Linked DNA regions of Homo sapiens: region 2 is linked to region 1. Evidence: read pairs that join two places in POLR2A ChIA-PET (ENCODE). Cell type or tissue: IMR-90. All regions are shown on one strand. Links, peaks and the distances in the headings refer to the core of each region. The heading gives the core; the rest is flanking DNA. Region 1 has its middle 15 kb from the start of FANCD2. Region 2 overlaps IRAK2 (interleukin 1 receptor associated kinase 2).

The links. ChIA-PET counts read pairs that join two places held together with the same protein. Peaks named below come from ENCODE experiments on the same cell type or tissue, not always from the same donor. Only the 100,000 strongest peaks of a DNase experiment are listed, where the experiment ranks them.
Region 2: POLR2A ChIA-PET joins it to region 1 with 7 read pairs; 8 of 35 experiments call an interaction of 5 or more read pairs at or near these places.

The regions. Positions count from the first base shown.
Region 1 is chr3:10,009,912-10,012,817 of GRCh38, reverse strand. It overlaps a transcript of EMC3 not described here and the pseudogene MARK2P2. Among named protein-coding and RNA genes, the nearest start is that of FANCD2, 15 kb to the left of the region's middle. RefSeq lists an enhancer at 1,146-1,671 and a silencer at 1,470-1,699. In IMR-90, for the core only: no CTCF peak of the experiment used is centred there; a DNase peak (open chromatin) is centred at 1,587; H3K4me3 peaks cover 772 bases; H3K27ac peaks cover 469 bases.
Region 2 is chr3:10,241,563-10,244,468 of GRCh38, reverse strand. IRAK2 (interleukin 1 receptor associated kinase 2) reads right to left here. Exons shown (of 13, transcript NM_001570.4): 13 at 724-2,353. The coding sequence ends at 2,241. Among named protein-coding and RNA genes, the nearest start is that of TATDN2, 5.4 kb to the left of the region's middle. RefSeq lists a silencer at 1,844-1,913. In IMR-90, for the core only: no CTCF peak of the experiment used is centred there; no DNase peak of the experiment used is centred there.

The DNA of each region.
Region 1 (2,906 bases), core at 122-2,621:
GTTCTAAAATGAGGTAGGTGGCCATAGGATAGTGAAACGCTTTTTCTTTGATTGGCACAGAGATGTTCTTGGCCTGGAATCCCATGGCCACCATGAGCTGGGTGGTATGTTGGCTCATGGCTCTTTGTATGTTGTCCGTGGCATCTCCTAACCACAGTTCACCCACCAGTCCCTCAAAACTTCTTTCAGTGGGGGCCACTCCCTGGGTTCTAGTGTTAGTAACTTTTGAATGAATCTTTCAAGTTGAAGGGAAAAAAAATGGTGAGGCGTGGTAGCTTCCTGTGAAAATTTGATTCTTGAGGTCCATCGTGTTCCCTGAATAGAAGGGTAGGGCCCCGGCCACCATATGGTAGAGTATGACGCCAAGGCCCCATATGTCCATGGCAGGGCACTGGTACCCCCAGCCCAGGAAGAGTTCTGAGCAGGAATGGTGGTCTTCTGCCTTCACTTCTCGCCGTCCTTGGGCAGTCAAAAATTAAAAGTGGGAACAGCTGGCTCCCTTTGAGCCCTCTTTGGTTCCACAAGGAAGGCAGACTTTGTCAGATGGGGAAGAACAGGTGGGACCCCCAGGAGGAAGGGCTGTGCTCCAATGATGGAGCGCTTCCTCCTCTGTACTTTTCTCTACCCCAGGATTAGGTACGTGGCCATGGGATAATCACATATGTATTTTTTGTTGGGGAGAATATTGATTCCGAGATGTGTGCTGCTTGGAATCCCATGGCCACCATTACCAGGGTTGTAGGGGGCATAGGTGTCCAGGGTCTCTGTATGGTGTCAGCAGTGTCTTCTGGCCAGCATTGACCCAGGGGTCCCACGTCAGCTGGTTTAGTGGGGGCCACTCCCTGGGGTCGAGGCTGAGGAATTGTTTTACTAGTGTTTCCAGTGGAAACGAAGAAATAGGTGGGCAGTCATACTGTCACATAGCCTGAGGCAGGAAGGGACCACGGGTGGGGCTGGATGTTTTTCAGCCTCCCTGGCAGAGATCACTGACAGAGTGGTCAGCTTGGCCAAGTTTCTGCGGTGGCTGGCAGAAGAGGGAGAGGGAGGCAGTCCCCAGAGCAGGAATGCCTTCCCTTGCAGGGGAAAAACCGGCCATCCTCCCCTCAGAGCCTCCTTCACTGCAGCCCGTGGGAAGTGAGTGACCTGGGGGATCCGTGCCCCAGGGGCTAACCTCTGGGCTCTGGCTTAGCCCCACCCCGGGGAAACATTCACAGCCCCTCCTGAAGAGAGCCTTGCTGCAGGAAGACTCTGGCGGCGGGTGTGGGGGGGTGGTGCCCAGCTGGGAGAGTTCTGGGCTGTTGGTGGCAGTACCCCAGGCTCCAAACTCTCTGGGCCTGGGGGCAATTCCCTTCCCTGAGTACAACAGATTCCCACCCCGCCCTGCCCTACTGCCCGCCCCGCAGGGAAGTGGCCCAGGAGAGGAGGCGTGGACAGGTATCCCAGTGACTCCAGTCGGAGTCAGCTTGGGTAGCATGGCCCGCGGAAGACAGACCGGGCGAACGGGGCGGGCCCCAGGCTACCGAGCTGCAGCTGACAGGCAGTCCGGCGGCGTCGGGTCTCCATGGATACGGGGGTGGGGCCAGGCGGCGGCGAGCGGCGGCGGGCGGGGCTTTTAACGGCCATCGGCCCCTCCCAGCCTGGACAAAGACACAGAGCGCGGCCTGGGAGGCGGAGCTCTGCGGGCGGCCGGGGCCGCCTCCTTCCAGGCGCTGCTGCCCCAACACAGGCGGGCACTCTCTGCGGGTCCCGCGGCTCCCGCGGCTTCCGGCCCACTCAGCGCCTCCAGAGGCCTCAGGTGAGGGTCACCCCCCGCAGCTTGGGGTCACTCCCCTGAGCCCCCGGATCTTCCCATGGGTCCTTTGGAGGCCTGGGTTTTGGAGTTTGTCCTTCGTTAAGTGCCGCCCGCCGGGCGCGGCTGCTCCAGGACCACAGGTGACCGAGTGCGGCCGCGTCCCCTGCGGGCCACCCATCAAGGGCATAGGGGAGAGGCTCCTCAAGGCGCAGTGACCAGCCCTGCCCCGGGCTGACCCTCAGGGTGGGGAGGGGGCACTAACTCGGGTCCTCTCCCCCTAAGGCTCCTTCCTCACCTGGGGTGAAGGGCTCCCAGTCCTAGCACCTCAGGGGCCTTCCTGTTTCATTCATGCCAACAAGTGAACATTGAGCATTTGCTGTGTGCAGGGACAGAGAAGACAGACACGCTGGCCACTGAGTGGGGGAGGGAGTCTAGTCTATCAGTGCAGAAAACTCCCCATAGAGGTGGGGGCTATGACGGAAACACCAGGAAAAGTGATGGTGGAAGATGGGGGTGACCTACTGCAGATGGGGTGCTCAGGGAGGGCTTCTCTGAGGAGGTGACATTAACTAGATTGACAAAAGGGATGATCAAGGCCTGTGAAAGTTTTTTTTTTTTTTTAGACGAGTCTCGCTCTGTTGCCCAGGATGGAGTGCAGTGGCGCGATCTCGGCTCGCTGCAAGCTCCGCCTCAGCCTCCGGAGTAGCTGGGACTACAGGAGCCCGCCACCACGCCCAGCTAATTTTTTTGTATTTTTAGTAGAGACGGGGTTTCACCGTGTTAGCCAGGATGGTCTCGATCTCCTGACCTTGTGATCCGCCTGCCTCGGCCTCCCAAAGTGCTGGGATTACAGGCGTGAGCCACCGCGCCCGGCCGAAAGTCTTTTAAGATAGGGAAGAGCAGTGCCCAGTGGGGTGTCCCAGGGATAAAAATAGGGCAGTAGGTGAAGGCGGGGGGTGTGAGCCAGGCAGGCAGGGGGGACCAGACACCATGTGATGGGTGCAGGGGTGGGACCCACGGAGGCTCTGAAAAAGGCCTGGGCCTTAGAAGATGGGGAAGCAGGAGGACCCACTTAGAGGCCTTCACAACCTTCTAGGGCACAGGCCAGAATGCG
Region 2 (2,906 bases), core at 149-2,648, 230 kb before region 1:
TTAAATCCTCTATTAACCTAAAAAAAAATAATTCAGGGCTTCCCTACGGGGGATCCATGAAAAGACATCATGGTGCCCATGAAGGTCTGGAATTCATGGACTCAGAACGCATATGTATGTATGTCTGTATGTAGCAAAGGTCTAGAGCTTTCATCCAAGTCCCAAGGGGATTTACTGACTTCTCCAAAAATATATGAAATCCTAGTCTAGAAATGTAAGTATGTCTGGATAACCACAAACCTATTGGTGTCAGCCCTCTATTGCGCAAACAGCCCTGGAAACACTCTGCTTATAATTGTAAAGTGTTCGCAACAGGCCAGGTCCCATTTGGGGCACAAAATGCACATTCACCTTGAATCCTCACAGACACCAGAGCTGAAGACAGGGCTGTCTGTATAGATCACTGTCCACCTGGACTGGGACCCAGCTCAGCTACATCACACATCAAGCCAAAGCTGTCCTTACTGGGGAGCTGCCAAATGTTTCACCAGGCAGGACCCATCCAACAACAACCCTACAAGATGCGTACGTTTTCTTTTTCCCATTGTACAGATGAGGAAACAGAGCCTCAGAGTAACTCCCTAACTGGGCCCAAGATCATGCAGCTATTAACAGTCAACAGTAAGAGCCAGGATCCTAGCTCTTTGCTACCCCATCTCAAGGATACAGAGTGCCTTCTCTAAACAAATTCTTCCAGACACAAAACTAATTACAAGTTGTCTGTCGACTTTACAAATATATTTTTATTATATAAAAAGAAATTACTATAGATTACTTTAAATAGGATATTTCTCCCAGTGAATTTAAAATAGCATCTGTTTCACAGAAAGATTTGCAACATGACTTTTCAGATATATACGCACTGAATAATCATTAGGTACATGGCAGAAATACACATTTAATACCTTTTTATTTTACAAAACAGGACAAGTGCATTTTCCAAGTGCTTCTATAGCCACTGTCTCATCTGTTCCTCCCAACAGCCCAGGGATGAAGAACAAGCAGGTGTTATTTTACTTACAAAGAAACTGAGGTCCCAAAAATTAAATGATTGACTTAATTAGCAGCAGAATCAGACATGAAATGCATTCTCCTGATTCTTCATAATCCAGTCATAAATAACAACACATATTCTCGGCCGGGTGCGGTGGCTCAAGCCTGTAATCCCAACACTTTGATAGGCCAAGGCGGGCAGATCACGAGGTCAGTAGTTCGAGACCAGCCTGGCCAATATGGTGAAACCCTGTCTCTACTAAAAACACAAAAATTAGCCAGGCATAGTGGCAGGTGCCTACAGTCCCATCTACTCAGGAGGCTGAGGCAGGAGAATCACTTGAACCTGAGAGGCAGAGCTTGCAGTGAGCTGAGATCGTGCCACTGCACTCCAGCCTGGGTGACAAAGTGAGACTCTGTCTCAAAAAACAAACAAACAGACAAACACATATTCTCAGAATAAAAGCTCCATTAAAAAACACTAACATTAGTGGGATGGGAAGATAAAGGTACCAGGCAGTGACTGAATAATTATGTGAATTGCAAGATTTCCAATACAGGCAGTGGAAAGCCTGCAGAGCTCTTCGCTAGGTGTCTGGCATTTGTAGAACCTGAGGCCCAGAGAGGTGAGTCAAGAACTGCACTGAGACACAAGTTGAAAGTCTTCCAGGCCAGGCACAGTGGCTCCCAACTGTAATTCCAGCACTTTGGGAGTCTGAGGTGGGAGGATTGCGCCAACAAAGCGAGACCCCATCTCTACAAAAAAATTAAAAACTAAAAAAAATCTTTCAGAGCATGCAAGCTTGCAGGCTGTCAGCAAATACAACCCAGAGATCTTAGCTCTGGAAAATGCTATGGCATTGCAGAACTGCCAGTGGCGGGGGAACAAGAGCTGCTGAGGTAATGGAATCTGCTGGGGGTGATTATCATCACATACTCCCCGGAACCACAAAATCAGCCACATCCTGGGCCCGTGTGCAGGGTTTCTGCTTCAGTCTCCTCTGATCCCCTGCTCTGACTAACAAAGCCCAGAAAGGAAGAGACTTCATGGATTTTTGTGTCTCTAAAAGCTGAGGGCCTTTCTCTCCCAACTCATTCCAGTGAAATGAAGTTTCCCTCCCACCCAGGACAGCAGATGTTTTGTTGTGTGTTTCCTGGCAGATCTTGGATTCTGCCTCAGACCTTTTTCTTGATCTGATGCTCATCTTTCCAACTGAGGACAAGGGTCCTCAGCTGTGTTCCGGTCATCAGGGGCCAAAGAGCTCAATGCTGTCCACTTTTTCCTCTTTGTAGAGCAGAATATTCTCCATCAGTTTCCTTTTGGCCTCATTGATCTCAATTTGCCACGAAGTTTCTGTAACTGATGTTCAACAGAAAGCAAACAAGAGCGACTTGAATGAAAGTTACTATTATTATAATTCTTAAAGTCACTTAAATCAGGTTTCTGAATCAGGCCCTGAGTGTAATGAGCATTTCTTTTTTTTTTTTTCTTTTTTTTTTATCGAGACAGGGTCTCACTTTGTTGCCCAGGCTGGAGTGCAGTGGCACAATTTCAGCTCAAGGCAACCTTGACCTCACAGGTTCAGGTGATCCTCCCACCTCAGTCTCCGGAGTAGCAGGGACTACAGGCGTGCACAACCACACCTGGCTTTTTTTTTTTTTTTTTTTTTTTTTGAGATGGAGTCTCACTCTGTTGCTCAGGCTGGACGACACACACAGTTAATTTTTTTGTGTTTTAGTAGAGAAGGGGTTTCACCGTGTTGCCCAGACTAGGCTTGAACTCCTGAGCTCAGGCAACCCACCCGCCTCGGCCTCCCGAAGTCCTAGGATTACAGACAGGCGTGAGCCACCACGCCCGGCCTGTGAGCCACAGCACCCAGCCCATTTATTTATTTATTTATTTATTTATCATT